Linked DNA regions of Homo sapiens: all the other regions are linked to region 2. The links are chromatin contacts, found by Hi-C in ENCODE. All regions are on one chromosome and are shown on one strand. The core of a region is the stretch at or near the end of the contact, and the rest is flanking DNA. Distances in the headings are between cores, read along the strand shown. Region 1 overlaps CDKAL1 (CDKAL1 threonylcarbamoyladenosine tRNA methylthiotransferase). Region 2 has its middle 74 kb from the start of LINC00581. Region 3 overlaps CDKAL1 (CDKAL1 threonylcarbamoyladenosine tRNA methylthiotransferase).

Region 1 (3,239 bases), core at 14-2,513, 420 kb after region 2:
GAAAGGGCCATGAAAAAGCTAAATGGATATGATCTATAGTAAATAAAAATATATTGTGCCATTCTGTTTATTGTTTCTATTCTCAGTGAAAGTTTGCACACTGTTCTAAGATAAATGAAAACCACATTGGAAAGTAAAATAAAAATCAGGAAGAATTTTAGCAGACATTCTCTAGAAGACAAAATAGTCATTAGAAAATGGAACCATCCACAACTGAGAAGCATATCATTTAATGATTTGGAGACTTTCAAAATTATAAAAGGAAAGCGATAAGTGTACAATGTTTGACAGGGGTATGGAAAAAAAAAGCCGCTTGACTTATGTACTTAAAGGACTTGAGCTTTCTGGCTTTCCATACCAAAAACTAATTTACAGAAAGAACACAAAGGCAATTCATATCAAAACACTGCCCTCAAAGTCTCCTGAGACTCTGAGCCAGGTACTAACAGGAAGTGTAAGGTTATAGTCACCTTGGATCACCTTCTCAAGTTCAGACCTTCAGAGTACCTCATCACTAAATTAAGGTATCCTTAAATCTGACCTGCTGAAACAAGCATACCTATATGTGGACTTTAAATCACCTCGGAGTAAATAAATTTAAGCTAGTATCCAAGGGGTAACATGTTTCCATTTGCATGTGTGGACAAACTTTAAATAAAAATAAATTGTTACTACTAATGTTCAAAGGCTAATGGTAAAAAAAAAAAATTATCAATTGAGAAACATTTATCTTCAAACTTAAAAAAAAAACTTACATTAAGCAAACTGCTAATGTTTTTCCTACATTTATCCTCATGCCTTCAACTTTAGATCACTCTTCCAACCAGTATTTAACCTGAATGATCTCATCAAAAGGTAACAAGGATGATTAATGCTGATGCAATGTAATTCCTGCCCTGCCCTAGCCTAAAATATATTGGACAATATGAGTTCTCTGTGAACAGCATTAAGTGCTGTACAGATATGGATTACGGTACAGTGAATAGTAACGCACTTCCTGTTAAACATCACCAACAAAAGTTAGAAATGAATAGAAAGTACACAAAGCACATACTATATTGGCAGTTCCTCAGGCCTGTGGCTAGAAACCCACTGATGCGCATGACAGGGATGAAGAGACTGAAGTCTGAGCACAGTAAAAGTCACAAAGAGCCTCCCAGCCAGGCCGTGGAGTCTGCAGTGAGCTCAGGGAGGGAGACCGTGACCAGAAGGGCCATCCCCCTTCCCTCCTCACACACAAAAGGAGCAGAGTTTACTGGTAATGGTTTACAGCTAAGCCAGCTGACCCAAACTGTTGTCAAGTCTAAGCATGAGTCAAGCTCTCTTGACAACTTAAATCAACAGTTTGGGTGCAGTCAACCCGCCACTTAGCTGAGTTCCTGCCACAATCTATTGTTTAGAATTAACTGAAACTGATTACATCTCTCAGGACTCTGGGCAGCAGCCAATCCATGAGCGTTTTGAAGATAATTTACCCCCTGCACTGCAAATAATGCTCAAAGTTAACTCTATGGCTAGGCGTGAACCTGTAGAACAACTTGGGACAAATGTTATGTTTATTTATTTATAACCAAACAGTGGAATGAGTTAAGGTTTAACACTATCTGAAGATTAGAGAACTAATTCTGATTTTTAAATGTAACTTAATTTCATACCTCGGGACCTGCAAAGTAGGAGGCCATGCTGGGGGCCACTATCATTCCAAATCCTTGTAGCTTTGCTAAAATATGTTGGTGGGTCAGCCTTCTGCCCAGCTACCGTTGCTGAAATTCCTTCCAAAACAAGATCTCAAACATTGGCCCTTCAGAGTTCCTGACCTATTCTGTTGTTTCTTCTTTTGCTTTAAGACATTAAATACCCCAGCCAAAGGTAAATTATATTTAAGAAAGATAAGTTCCCACGCATTATCAACCAACAACACTTCAAAGACAATGACTTCATACAAAACTAACCACCAGCAACAAGGACCATAAGGTGTCCCAGGAAAGTAGACATTTATTAGAGAAGCAACTGAAATGTCCGGACGGATGGCACTATGGGGGTTGAATTAGTGTGTGGGGTGCTACCTTAGGTGAGGTAAATAAAGAAAGGTGTACAAATGGTGACGAAAACTCTGGTTTTGAAAAAATGTATCTTTAATTTCAACTTTGACAACCCCAAAGGATGGCATCGTTCTTAGAGACATTAGTTGATATCAATTAATATGTAACTATTACATATTTACCCTCTGCTTTCTCAATCTTTTGGGTGAGTTCTGCCCACTGAACTGTACGTTCAACTTAGGGGCATTTTATTAAAAAAGCTGTAGAAAGAAAATAAAATATTTTCAATGTTTTTTTTCCTTCATATTTTTGTGTGCATTTTAGATTAAATGGGCTGTCTTTCACTTAATCTGCAACAAATTCTTGTCTTTATTTTTTAGGTATCATTTATTGATTGTGTTCTGTATTGTGGTTGTTTTGTTATTAATATTGCTTTGAATACATAAAAAAGTAGCAGCAATCATTTAAGGAGTGCCTACCAGGGACTGTATTAAGCCCATCTTAACACATATTATCTCAATTCTCAAAAAAAACCTTAAAGAAAGGATGTAATTATCCTCATTTTTACAGAAAAGCAAATCAAGGTAAGAGAAGTTAAGTAATTTGGTCCACATACCACAAAGATAGGATTTAGTCTATCTATCTAATCTGTATATCAGTTTAACTGGCCCTATGCCTGTGCTCTCAATTACTGGACTACATTAAATTTTCTATCATCAGTATTGTGATTTTGATTACTCCCATACAGTTCTTGCTTGGAAGAAAATCCTGACAGTACCTCACTTCAGTATCTCTGTAACTAAGTGGCTGGGTTCATAAGATACTTGCTTTAGCATTCTTTCTCTGGCTCTTCATTCTTACTTACATAATAGTACCTGTGTCAGGTACCGTGGCACACACACACACATCTGTAATGCCAGCTACTTGGGAGGCTGAGACAAAAGGATCGCTTGAGCCCAGGAGTTCAAGATAAGCCTAGGAAACATAATGAGACCCTATCTCTTAAAAAAAAAAAAAAAAAAGGAAAAAAGGCCAGGCACGGTGGCTCACGCCTGTAATTCCAGCACTTTGGGAGGCCAAGGCAGGCAGATCACCTGAGGTAGGGAGTCTGAGACCAGCCTGACCAACATGGAGAAACCCCGTCTCTACTAAAAATACAAAATCAGCTGGGCGTGGTGGTGCATGCCCGTAATCCCA
Region 2 (3,677 bases), core at 171-2,670:
GTTAAGGGCCTTGTAGTTACCATTCAGATTAGTTGGTACCTTCCATCATAAAGATGTTGAAGTTCAAACTGAACAAAGTTAAGACAGTAATTCATTTCAATGAAGTTTATTTCTGCCTGAGCATAACATGTGTTTTAAAAAAGTTGAGAAATTGGCTAAAGGCGGTCCTGACCCTGTAACACCCTGGGAATTGCTTTTCTTTTGAAGGTGTGCCCGATTTCAACTGGTTTATTTGCCATGTGCTTTTTCTTATTCCAAGGTAATAAAGAGTTCTGATTATTTCAGCTTTCTTGTTGCTTGAGTTTTAGCACAGAGTTGTGACTGTAGTTGGATTTGATGCACTAAGTATTTAGAATTGTTGGATCAAAGGTTTTGGGAACTTTGGCTAAGTATTTGGAACTGCTACTTCTCTGTTTCAGTCTTTATTTAAGGAGAAGCACAGTGCTTATCACTGAAGTTCTTCACAAATAACTGCAGAAAAATACGTTTCCTTATTTCGTGCCCAGGGATGGAAATCTCTATTCCTCCTCCACTCCACACTATCTCATTCTGAAAATTATCCTTCTTTGAATGTCCAGTCCTGCCACTCCTCTTCCCTTAACTTCTTCTCAAAGCACAACTGTTGCTTTGAGATTTAGCTAAATAAAGCTTTCCCATTCGTGCATTTGCATTTTTATTTCCAGGGCACCTTGGGTTATTTCTTAAACAGGCAGAAGGTGGTGTTCTTTTAAACTCACAATCTCTAAAATTGAGGCACAAATAAGGCTCCACTTGGAAGTGAAAATAAATTGGTTAGTGATTGGTGAAAGAAAATTATCTTGTTATAGAAACCACTTAAGGAAGACCAGGATTGGTCTGCAAATAGTGTGCTACATCATTCAACCACAGGAAGAGAAAAAGGAAACCACATCACTTTACATAACGTTAGTACCTCATATAACCTTCCAGGCCCTCCTCCTCTAGCCAGATTCATCATCTGCCTTTAAAGGATAATAATTTTCTGGAGTAAGACATATCTAGGAAAAGTATACTTTGGATAAAAATAAACGTAACTAATTTATATTCTATGTGCTATATAGCTATGTTTTAGAGCAGAGGGAATACTGGATTGAGTTGGAAGAGTTCACAAGTATTCCAGCTCTCTTTCTGGATAACATTGCCTTCTTTCACCTTTTTAAATTTAGACATGACCACATGAATGGCTTTGACTAATGAAATATGAGCAGAAGTGAGACACATCGCTTTGAGTCAGCTTTGAGAGGAACTGATCATGGCAATATGCACCACTCTAGAACTTTGAGGTACTTAGATCATCAGAGGCCCTCTGCAGACCCACTTTGCATATGCGGTGGGAAACGTTAAGTCACAGAGGTTTGGGGTTTTTCTTTATTGTGGCATATCCTAGCCTGTCCTGAGTAATCCAACACATCCCTTGATATCTAGTATCTTATTTTTGCCTCCTGTGCCTTTTCCCAAATACTACATACTTCCTGTCAACCTAACATGGGAGACAGAATTTAATAAACACACTTGAAAGTGATCATTTCAAAGAGAAAATACATTTAAAGCACAGAGAGCAGCATCAAGAAAAGAGTGATCGTATGTCAGCAGCCGTTTTGGTGGCCATTGCGGGTGTATGGTTTCTGTTTTGCTTTCACAGAGCCTTTCACCATGTTGAATATGACCATCTGCTCCACTTTTTTTTTTGAGACAGAGTCTCACTTTGTCACCAGGCTGGAGTGCAGTGGCGCGATCTTGTCTCACTGCAACCTCTGCCTCCCGGGTTCAAGCGATTCTCCTGCCTCAGCCTCCTGAGTAGCTGGGATTACAGGCGCACCACCACGCCCAGCTAATTTTTATATTTTTTGTAGAGATGGGGTTTCAGCATGTGGGCCAGGGTGGTCTCGATCTCTTGACCTTGTGATCCGCCTGCCTCGGCCTCCCAAAGTGCTGGGATTACAGGCATGAGCCACTGCACCCGGCCTCTGCTCCACTTTTTATCCATGCCAGTTCAAAACTGTAACCGCAGAATAATTTTTAATGAGCAATTTTTCCATGCCCTGGCTTTGGTTGCAGGCAGTTCTCCATTATGTTTGATGTTTGTGGTCCTTATTGGACTGTATTAGAATGGAGACTAACAACTCGGAGAACACCTGCAGTGTCTGAGACTCTGGATCCAACTTTTCCATGCACTTTTTTTTTCAGTTTGTGTGCTAACCACAAGCATGCAGGCATGAAGGATGAATACTAATCAAAAGGGAAAACTGAGTTGGTTATGGCAATGTCTCAGCTGGAAATTCCTCTTGCCACCAGGGCATGTGTCGAACACATGACTATTGCTGGTGGTGGCAGATGCTGTGCACCAGCTGCCTACCAGTCACTTGAAAGTTCATTTATTTATTTTTTTGGTTTCCACTTAATTTGCTATTTTATCAAAATGAAATGTGTACATAATTTTTAAAAATCAAACAATTCTACAAGCCCTATAATGAAAAATTACAGCCCACCGCTGCAATCCCTCCTGACCCTTCGTTTCTACTCCTTGGATTATCCACTTAAAAATCTCATCACTGTTTTTGTTTCCATGTGTCTAACTAACATGCGACTACTGTGTGGCATCATTTTTTAGATATAAATAGATACATTAGGCCGGGCGTGGTGGCTCACGACTGTAATTCCACCACTTTGGGAGGCCAAGGCGGGTGGATCACCTGATGTCAGGAGTTTGAGACCAGCCTGACCAACATGGTGAAACTCTGTCTCTACTAAAAATACACAAATTAGCCGTGTGCCTGTAATCCTAGCTACTCGGGAGGCTGAGGCAGGAGAATTGCTTGAACCCGGGAGGCGGAGGTTGCAGTGAGCTAAGATGGCGCCATTGCATTCAGCCTGGGCAACAGAATGACACTCTGTCTCAAAAAAAAAAAAAAAAAGTATTGATTTTCCATTGCAAAACACAAAAACTTGGCTTTATTGCATTATCACCTTTTCTACACACACACACACATATGCACACAGCATCAATTAGTTTTTGCTGTGTAACAAACCACCCCAAAATTTACTGGCTGAAAGCAACCATTTATTTACTCAAAACTCTGTGGATCAGCAATTTTAACTTGGCTGAGCTGGCCCATCCTTCTAGTCTTGGCTAAGCTCATTTGTGCAGCTGTGGTCCCTTACTGGGTTGGCTGGGGCTGGCTGACTTAAGTGGCCTCAGCTGGGATGGCTCTCCCACACTCCTCGTGCTCTTTTATCCTCTTGCAGGCCAGGCCAGCTTGTTCACATAGAGGATGGTGGGTCTGCAACAGTCTGAGAGGAAGTATGGAAAGCTGCTTGAAGGCCAAGCTCCAAACTGGCTTCCTGGTACATCCACTACATTCACTCCCAAGGCCAGTCCCATTTGACAGGAGGAGAAACAGACTCTGCCTCTTGGGAGGAGATTCTATAAAGTCACACTGCAAACAATACAGGGAGAAGAGAAGAATTGTGGCCATTTTTGCAAACTACCACATCACACAAATAATAGATACACTCATCTGCATATCCCATAACCGCCATTCTCTTTATATAGCTACAAAATCAGATATCACCGATTTGAGTTAAATCAATATTTCCTACTTACCCTATTAAAAGGATAGGGCTTTATTTATAACTAAGCCTCATAAGTGAACTAGGAT
Region 3 (3,421 bases), core at 127-2,626, 330 kb after region 2:
ATGAAACATTTCAATCATATAGAAAAATGCAGAATAAAATAATGAACACCCCCCAAACATCATTTAGTTTTGATAATCACCAACACATGGGCAATCTTATTTTATTGTACCCTATCCACTCTGCTCTTTGAAATTATTTTAAAAAAAAATGTTCTTTTAGAGACGGGGTCTTGCTCTGTTGCCCAGGCTGAAGTAAAATGGTGCAGTCATAGCTCACAGTAACTTGAAATCCGGGGCTCAAGTGATCCTCCTGCCTAAACCTGTCCCCGGTAGCTAGGACTACAGGTGTGCAATACCATGCCTGGCTAATTTTTAATTTTTATTTTTTTTAAATAGAGACAGAGTTTCACAATGTTGCTCAGGCTGGTCTCAAACTCCTGCGCTCAAGTGATCCTCCAGCTTCAGACTCCCAGAGTGCTGGGATTACCGGCATAAGCCAATACACCAGCCTGCATTAAAGCAAACCCCAAACAACTGATGTTGTATTTCATAAAAGCTTTCACTGACAATATATGTATATATTTTCATAAGGATCACGCCAGAAATCTCACTGAGCATGAGATGTCTAAACCAACTTTAACCACACCTTGTAAAACACTTTACACTAAAACCTATCTGCCTAGAAAACCAATTTGCTTGAATATAAGTGGGTAATTCAAATGACAAAATAACTTTAAACACAACCCTCTATTAATTCATGCGGGGAAAAATAGCAACATTCTCAGATTGGGAAAATAGTGCATGTTACTTTATCCCTATGGTTCTAGTCTTTGTGGACATTCCAATCAGTGAGAGACAATATTAAAAGTAACATGGATAGATTTGCCTGGATGGAACTTAGAAAAGTAGGTAAAGGCTACTAAGGAGGCCGGGAGCTGCCTGGAATAAAACTTTTCCATTTTCCTTCACTACTGTACATCCAGAATAAAACAGAATGGCAACAGACCAAAACTTAGGAGCTTCAAAAGGCACTCATCAAGCAGTCTAGCTATTTACAATAATTTATTACCAATCTTAAAGATCAAAAGGAACTCCATCAAGCATTTAGATTCAATTCCTCACTGCCTGATGACTAAGTTGTAGAGGAATGAAGGGAAGCCAAAATAATCTGAGGTGACTTTGATACAATGCCACAAAGGATATGAGGAGGAAGCCGGTAGAAGCTGCAAATGGCTAGGTTCCATTAAGAGTTCTAATAAAAGAAGAATGGAATTTCCCTTAACTGCGAATTTAAAAATGTTACAAGTGGGCGAAATTTAGACAAGCCAGGCAAAACCTCTGATTTGCCATCGCCTTTTTTGTTGTTGTTGTTAAATGTTAACTTTAGCCACTGCTGCACTTATGTTCATTAAGTGGCTTCATCTAAAAAAAAATGCAACACTACCTTCAGAAATCTGGCCAATCTCATTCCTTTTGCTGTTGTATTACTTATCAGCCTGCTCCTTCTGTCTGCATTGTCAGACCCTATTGGCTCTCTCAATCTCTTTCAAACAAATTGCTGCATTCTGCAATGTGACTGATTTAGCTTGAAAAATGTAACTTGGAATGATATAAGTTTTAGTATTACATATCACCATGGTCACATGAAGCATAAACATCTCTTTTACGAGTTTTTGGTGCTTAAGTCAATTGGTCACTATAGAAACACTAGAAGCTAGTGTTTCAAATTCTTTCAACTTCTATGAACTGGCACAATTTTTCCCTCCTGAATCCAGACATCTCTGTATTTTCAACTGAGGAAAGTAGTTTTCACACTACTTACTTTGGCTAGTTAAAAAATCCCTACCACATGTCTCCCTATAAATTCATAGATAAAGATTTAAGTTTATATTAGCATTTCAACTGTGCAAATTTTTTGTTTGCTTCTGAAATCACCTCGAATTAACAGATTTACTGGAATCCTACATGGTTTAGAAGTTTTGCACAAGTCTCTGAAACCTTGTAATCTATTTCCCCATGAAGATGTGGAGTTAAGCATTTTCTTAAAAATGGCTACATATTTTTTCTTTTTAAAAGAGTGCTTATCTTTTACAAATATATTGTAAAATACTTACAAGTGAAAAGATGTCTAGGAATTTTTCAAACATGAGGGATGGAGAAGGTAGGGTATAAATGACACAGACGGACTATGAATCTATGAAGCTGTGGGATGGGTACATGTGGGTCGTCACGTTATTTGGTCATTTTCTGTGTAGCAAAGCTCCAGGCAGTAGATATTTCAGACATGATGCTATGTACTAATTTTTATTAGGATTTTCATTTAGAAAAATAACTTTCTATCAGGAGGAATGAAGAATCAAGTTTTGCAGTCAGCATTTCAATTATCTTTACCAATCCAAAACCCAAGTTCCTCCAGTACAGTGTTTGGAAAGAAAAAACAAAAACCAACCAACCAAAATACACCCCAAAATGTGTCTTTTCACTGTCTTTGAGATTTCAGTGCCAATATGTAACTAGATTTCAATGTGAATAAAATATAATTATTATAGTTCAGAAATATAACATTTCTGTTTTCTTTAAAAGGGATAAAGAGCTAAAAAATTTAAATTGAAATATAAATGTAATTGGTAAGTGTATTTCAGAATCACCATATGTTGGTGAAAATTGTACTATACATTCGGAAAGACTTTAATACTTAATATGCTATTAACATGCTTCTCTTACCTTGTGATCATATGGACTGTAAGAATGAAACACCCGAGAAAGATCTTTTGTCCTTTGCTTTTTCTGTGAAAAAAAACAAAAAAAACAAAAAACCAACATACAAACAATTGAGTTGACAGCAGATAAAAAATATACATGTGTGTATATATCTCTACATACATAAAGTTTTTTTTTTTTTTTTTTAAGAGATTCTTCCTTTGTGGAGGCTGAGAAGACACAGGGGTGCAACTAAAAACCAAAGTCACTTTATGGTTATGTGGGTCATTATCACAGAGCAACCAGGTGACCTCTTCCTAGAAGATTTCATAACTAAAACACTAATCATCATCAAAAACTGTATTTGAAAATACATAACAGACTAAAATGAAGAAAACACTGAAAACGAAAGAAAATTTAATACACAGGGCACTTCCGATTTCATTGTAATACCAACTGCTGTTACTCAGAATTGGGCACAGACATGCATTCATTTAAACGATACACCTCCTTCAGGCTTCCTGGTTACAGCTTGGGTCTGTCTGCTGGAGCTTGCAGCTATGAGGATACCTTTACTGTGTCACTGCTATATAGCCTAGGTACCCTGCATGGTGTTTTACACACAGCAGGCACTCAATAAATACTGGCTAAGTTAATGAATAAATGAATGTATGAGTTATACAGGCATATAACTCTTAATATCTGTAATGATGACACATAAGCCTCATAGATTAGTTATGAAGAGAAGGCTCTTTTGGCCGAGCATGGTGGCTCATGCTTG

The links. Hi-C counts contacts between places; a loop is a spot of excess contacts on that map. Pooled maps may share reads with other maps.
Region 1: a map of GM12878 shows a loop between it and region 2 (4-fold over the local background). The contact joins two enhancer-like sites. A Hi-C loop is called at or near these places in 1 of 168 maps with a recorded cell type or tissue (GM12878), 30 of 37 single-sample maps with no recorded cell type and 7 of 50 pooled maps.
Region 3: a loop to region 2 is called in a pooled map, with 2.4 times the contacts of the local background. The contact joins two enhancer-like sites. A Hi-C loop is called at or near these places in 2 of 37 single-sample maps with no recorded cell type and 3 of 50 pooled maps.

Annotation. Positions count from the first base shown.
Region 1 is chr6:21,020,600-21,023,838 of GRCh38, reverse strand. The region is part of intron 11 of CDKAL1 (CDKAL1 threonylcarbamoyladenosine tRNA methylthiotransferase); the gene reads right to left. Among named protein-coding and RNA genes, the nearest start is that of CDKAL1, 490 kb to the right of the region's middle. Within about 2 kb of position 1,263, at least 10 of the 41 ENCODE cell types and tissues checked have a DNase peak (open chromatin) inside an H3K27ac peak, as active enhancers do; they include GM12878, where a contact is called at or near this core.
Region 2 is chr6:21,436,359-21,440,035 of GRCh38, reverse strand. No RefSeq gene overlaps it. Among named protein-coding and RNA genes, the nearest start is that of LINC00581, 74 kb to the left of the region's middle. Within about 2 kb of position 1,420, at least 4 of the 41 ENCODE cell types and tissues checked have a DNase peak (open chromatin) inside an H3K27ac peak, as active enhancers do; they include GM12878, where a contact is called at or near this core.
Region 3 is chr6:21,107,707-21,111,127 of GRCh38, reverse strand. CDKAL1 (CDKAL1 threonylcarbamoyladenosine tRNA methylthiotransferase) reads right to left here. Exons shown (of 16, transcript NM_017774.3): 13 at 2,665-2,727. Among named protein-coding and RNA genes, the nearest start is that of LINC00581, 400 kb to the left of the region's middle. Within about 2 kb of position 1,376, at least 5 of the 41 ENCODE cell types and tissues checked have a DNase peak (open chromatin) inside an H3K27ac peak, as active enhancers do.